Regions from separate parts of the Homo sapiens genome. Here region 1 is linked to region 2. A link is an interaction called in ENCODE POLR2A ChIA-PET data of the cell type or tissue named here. Cell type or tissue: Caco-2. All regions are shown on one strand. Each heading gives the region's core, and the rest is flanking DNA. Links, peaks and the distances in the headings are about the cores only. Region 1 has its middle 3.5 kb from the start of MRPL48. Region 2 overlaps DNAJB13 (DnaJ heat shock protein family (Hsp40) member B13).

Region 1 (3,020 bases), core at 286-2,785, 170 kb after region 2:
ACCTATCTAGCCTTATTTCCAGCCTTTTTTTTTTTTTTTTGAGACAGAGTCTTGCTCTGTCACCCAAGCTGAAGTGCAGTGATGTGATCTTGCTCACTGCAACCTCAAGCTCCTGGGCTCAAGTGATCCTCTCACCTCAGCTTCCCAAGTAGCTGGGACTATAGGCACATACCATTGTGCCCAGCTAATTATTTTTATTTTTATTTTTGTACAGATGGGGTCTCACTTTGTTACTCAGGCTGGTCTTGAACTCCTGGCCTCAAACAATCCTCCCACCTCAGCCTCCCAAACTGTTGGGATTACAGGTGTGAGCCACTGAGCCTGGCTGGCCTTTCCACCCTTTTCAACACAAATATTACTCCATAGCCAATATTAAATCCTGTAATTCTCCAATCATGATATTCTCTATCACACCTCCCTGCCTTTGCTCCTACAATATTTCTGTTGACCTTTCTTTATTCATTCACCTGGAAAACTCCTACTCTTCTTTCCAGACACAAGTCAAATGTTACCTTTCCTGTGTAGCCATTTCCAACCACTCCACGAAAATAATGTGGTCCTTTCTCTGCACTTCCACAGCTCATTTCTTATGCTCTCAATACAATGTATTGTAACTATTTGTTCACTTATGTATCTTCTCCACTAGATCTCCACTGGATTCACTAGAGCACTTTTAAAGGAATATTGTTCATTTTTCTTTCTATCCTCAGCATTTGGCACAGGTCATAGAACATAATGAAGCTCCAACAAATGTTGAATGAAATAATGAATGTGCGAATATTTTTAAAGTTCCTAGAAGTAAATATGGATTTTAGATTTTTATAAGATCTTGCATCACAAAAAAAGCATTGAGTACTTTGCCTTTCTGGTTTTATTTTTACAAGCTAACCTTCCTTTAAAGCTTAAAAAAAAAAAAAAAAAAAAAAACCTGTCCTGGTTCTCAGCACAGCCACATCAGAGAATGCCTTAGGGAGCAAGAGAATAAAGGGAGGCCCTTTAGAAAGACTATGTTTGATCTCTGGTTAAACTTCCTTTAAAGTAATAATTCCATGATCACCTATTATAAAAAGTTTCCCATAGTGCCAAAAGTTCTAATCTATGGCTTAAGTGGAGATATATACCTTAAGCTACCTCAAACTGAAAACTATTTTAGCTTCAGTGGAACTTTTCTGCTTCTATTTTTTGGTATGATTTTGGTACAAAGAAAATCATACTTAAAAGAAAAAATATAAAAGGCCAGAGGTGGAAGAGGACTGGCTACCTAGGAAAAGCCAGAAAGAGATGGTGCTGACTCCCCAGCCCGAACTTTACCAGGAATTTTCTCCTTGTGCAGGGTTGGGCTGAGTGAGTGGGAATTACCTAACCCTAGAGAGAGGGCGAAAAGATGATGAAAGAGGCTGCAAGAGGGAAGCTCAACTGTTCAGTAAGATCACAGAAGCCCACAGGAAGGGGCAGGGTGCTGTGGCTCACACCTGTAATCTCAGCAGGGATACTGTGACACCTGAGAGGCTATCCTTATCCACCTCTTCCCATCCCTTTCAGGTTGGTCTGCACTGAACCACTTGTTATTGCAAACATGTTACTCAACGTAAGAAAACTTTTCGACCAAGTGTGGTGGCTCACACCGATAATCCCAGCGCTTAGGGAGGCTGAGGCAGGATTGCTTGAGCCCAGAAGTTTGAGACCAGCCTGGGCTATAATGAGACCCACATCTCTACAAAACAAAACAAAACCAAACCCTTTTCTTATGGAAAAGGTCTTTGTGTTGCTGCTGTCCAAGGCCCAAATATCACACAGGTACTGGAAAACAGAAACAGAAAAACCCTAATTCCACTCTAGCAAACCACTCATAGCCTCTAGTGTAATTATCCTGCCTGGCAGCCTGGGGTTAGGAGACACAAGTGCAAATTTTACAAAATAAAAATGTGGAGATAGTTTTTGAAACACATTATTTAGAGGATAGTAATAACTCCTTGACCTAATGAGATAGGCACTTCTGACCTTCATCTCCAACTATCTGCTCTGTCTCTTCATTTGAATGCCCCTCCTCTTTACCTCCACATGTACTAGCCAAGGTCCATTTTTATTATCTCCCATCTGAACTATTGTGCTGGCGTAACTAATTGGTCTGCCAGTCTTTAGTCTCATTCCTATGCCAGTTTATTTCCAAAAACAGCTTTCTTGAAGCATATTTCATGGAGATCATGATCTAAAAAGCAAAACAAACAAACAAAAAACCTTCAATACAGCCGGGTGCAGAGGTACTTACGCTGGGGTACTCCCAACACTTTGGGAGGCCAAGCAGGAGGACCCCTTGGGCCCAGGGTTTTGTGGTTACAGTGAGCTATGATCACACTACTGTACTCTAGCCTGGCGACAAAGCGAGACTTTGTCTTCAAAAAAATTAAGAAATAATAAATGTAGGCCAGACACAATGGCTCATGCCTATCATCCCAGCACTTTGGGAGACCAAGGCAGAAGGACTGCTTCAGCCCAGGAGTTTGAGACCATCCAGAGCAACATGGCAAAATCCTGTCTCTACCAAAATATAAAAATAAAAATTAGCTGGGTGTGGTGGTGCATACGTATTTTCCCAGCTATTTGGGAGCCTGAGGGTGAGAGGATCACTTGAGTCTGGGAGGTTGAGGCTGCAGTTGAGTTGTGATTGTGCCACTGCACTCCAACCTTGGTGACAGGGGGAGACTTTATCTCAAAATAATAATAATAATATGCCAGGAGCAATGGCTCGCGCCTGTAATCCCAGCACTTTGGGAGGCTGAGGTGGGCGGATCACTTGAGGTCAGGAGTTCAAGACCAGCCTGTCCAACATGGTGAAACCCCATCTTTACTAAAAATACAAAAAAATTAGCTGGGCATTGTGGCATGTGCCTGTAATCCCAGCTACTCAGGATGCTGAGGCAGGAGAATTGCTTGAACCTGGGAGGCGGAGGTTGCAGTGAGCCTTGATTGTGCCACTGCACCCAGCCTGGGCAACAGAGCAAGAATCCTCAAAAAAAAAA
Region 2 (2,734 bases), core at 235-2,734:
ATAAAGGGACCATTCGCCCAGGTGCTGGAGGAGCGGAGGGAGACTGCCAGGGACAGCGGAGTGCAGTTTTCCCAGGCCAGGAACCCCGAGGGGTCTGTTGGAGTGTGTGGACAGGGCCCTCAGCGGAGCTGTGACCTTCTGTCAAGCGACACAGCTGACTGAAGAGACCCCATAGGAGGAGAACTGGGGAATAAAGCCGCAGCCCTGCCCTTCTCCCTCCCCATCTCCCCGCCTGATGCTCCCCTGGGCCGGCTCCATGTGGAAGGCTGAGGGCAAGGAAGCCTCCCGGAGCGCAGCAGGGCAGGAAGGGTGGGGAGTGGGTCTGGAGGGCTGCACGGGAAGCATCCAGCACAGACGCCTGTCATTCAGCCCAGGCGTGACCCCCCACCTTGCCTCCACCCGCTTTTCTAGTGCCCACACCCGCCTCGCCGCCATCCCCAGAGTTCCACAGCTTCTCTTCTTATTCCAGAGGCAGGCTTCTGTCTCTCACAGCTAAATCTCCATCCCGAACCAGACCACTTCCCTGAGCCAAAGACTACCTCCAAGTGCCTACTTGCCATCTCCTCTCCAAGGTATCATAAATTCACTGAGCCCAGACATATACTTTTTTTTTTTTTTTTTTTTGAGATGGAGTTTCTCTCTTGTTGCCCAAGCTGGAGTGCAATGGCACAATCTCTACTCACTACAACCTCTGCTTCCTGGGTTCAAGCGATTCTCCTGCCTCAGCCTCCCAAGTAGCTGGGATTACAGGCGCGAGCCACCACGCCTGGCTAATTTTTGTATTTTTAGTAGAGGCAGGGTTTCACCATGTTGGCCAGGCTGGTCTTGAACTACTGACCTCAGGTGATCCGCCCACCACAGCCTCCCAAAATGCTAGGATTACAGGCATGAGCCACAGCGCCCAGCCTTCTGAAATACTTTCTGACCAGGTCCCTCTCCTGGCATAACCCTTCACTGGTTTCCCCATTGTCTCCAGCATAAAACTCGGATGTCTCATTCTAAGATCCAAGCCCCTGCTTCTCCCTCTGGCCTCACTCACTGTTCTCTCTTGCTGCTCCCTTGACCTCTCCTGCATGACTCACCCCTCTGCAGCTCCTCCCAGCTTCTCTGGGCAATTTTTAATTCATCCTTCAACTTTCGACTCAGGTGCCAAATCCTCCAGGGCACCTTCCCTGATTGTTAGCCTCCTTTCTAGGTTAGACTCCCCTTCCCAAGTCCCCAGCACCTTTGATCCTTGTCCTCAGCAGTGCTGTGTTCCAGGTGTATATTGACTCCTCTGTCTAATAGACTGGGAGGTCCTGGAGTTGCTGCATCCAGTTCTAGCCCCAGTGCTGGGCACTGAGCAGGAGTGAGTAAATAAATGATACATGCTAAGCATCCTGCAGGACAGTCCATCTCACTGTGGCATGGCTCTGACTTTTAGGCAATGCCTCCTCTTACTGCGGACAGGAAGCTGGATCTGTGGTCCTGCAACTGCCCCTCCATCCATAAGGGTCCTGGCTGTGCCCTGGGGACCTTACAGAGAGAATATCTACCTTCAGAGACTTGAAGACAATTGTCACAGCCTTCCAAACCAGCCTTTCTCAATTATAAAGGTCACAGTCAGTTATTTTTATTTATTTATTTAGAGATAGAGTCTCACTCTGTCACCTAGGCTGGAGTGCAGTGGCGCGATCTGGGCTCACTGCATTGTCCGCCTCCCAGGTTCAAGTAGCTGGAACTACAGGTGCCCACCACCACACCTGGCTAATTTTTGTATTTTTAGTAGAGACGGGTTTTTGCCGTGTTGGCCATGCTGGTCTCAAACTCCTGGCCTCAAGTGATCTGCCCATCTCAGTCTCCTGTAATCCCAGCAATTTGGGAGGCCGAGGCAGGCAGATCACTTGAGATCAGGAGTTCGAGACCAGGCTGGCCAACATGGTGAAACCCCGTCTCTACTAAAAATAAAAAAATTAGCCGGGCACAGTGGCACACACCTGTAGTCCCAGCTACTCAGGGGGCTGAGGCAGAAGAATCACTTGAACCTAGAAGGTGGAGGTTGCAGTGAGCAGAGATCCTGCCACTGCACTCCAGCCTGGGTGGCAGAGAGAGACTCCGTTTCAAAAAAAAAAAAAAAAAAAGTAACAAGGTTTGAGAAAGGTTTAGTTTTTCATATAAATTTGAGTGGTTTCAAAATTATCCCTGCAATAACATCACTCTCATTCACCTGCTTTCCTGAGTGGGAGAGAAAGGGGTGAAATCACAGCTTGAACGCTGCAATTATGAATCCTGGGCAATTATAAACTATCATGATGTTTTTCTTCCTTATATAAGTTTAGCTCTTTTTTTTTTTGATCAATATCTAGGTGATCCCATGAGCAAGCATGTCATACATGTGACTTAGAGTTATTGCAGGGGAGAAGGGTTAAGGACTGCTTTTTGAAACCTACATAGTTCTTTTAATCACTCTATTTATTTTTATTTATTATTTATTTTTGAAATGGAGTTTTGCTCTTGTTGCTCAGGCTGGAGTACAATGACTCAATCTTGGTTCACTGCAACCTCCACCTCCCAGGTTCAAACGATTCTTCTGCCTCAGCCTCCCGCGTAGCTGGGATTACAGGTACCCGTCACCACGCCTGGCTAATTTTTTTTAGTAGAGACAGGGTTTTACCTTGTTGGCCAGGCTGGTCTTGAACTTCCGACCTCAGGAGATCCTCCTGCCTCGTCCTCCCAAAGTGCTGGGATTACAGGC

What was found. Peaks named below come from ENCODE experiments on the same cell type or tissue, not always from the same donor. Only the 100,000 strongest peaks of a DNase experiment are listed, where the experiment ranks them.
Region 1: POLR2A ChIA-PET joins it to region 2 with 6 read pairs; 6 of 35 experiments call an interaction of 5 or more read pairs at or near these places.

What each region holds. Positions count from the first base shown.
Region 1 is chr11:73,782,881-73,785,900 of GRCh38, reverse strand. No RefSeq gene overlaps it. Among named protein-coding and RNA genes, the nearest start is that of MRPL48, 3.5 kb to the left of the region's middle. In Caco-2, for the core only: no CTCF peak of the experiment used is centred there; a DNase peak (open chromatin) is centred at 1,410.
Region 2 is chr11:73,954,694-73,957,427 of GRCh38, reverse strand. All of the region lies in intron 1 of DNAJB13 (DnaJ heat shock protein family (Hsp40) member B13), which reads right to left. Among named protein-coding and RNA genes, the nearest start is that of DNAJB13, 5.0 kb to the right of the region's middle. In Caco-2, for the core only: no CTCF peak of the experiment used is centred there; a DNase peak (open chromatin) is centred at 1,177.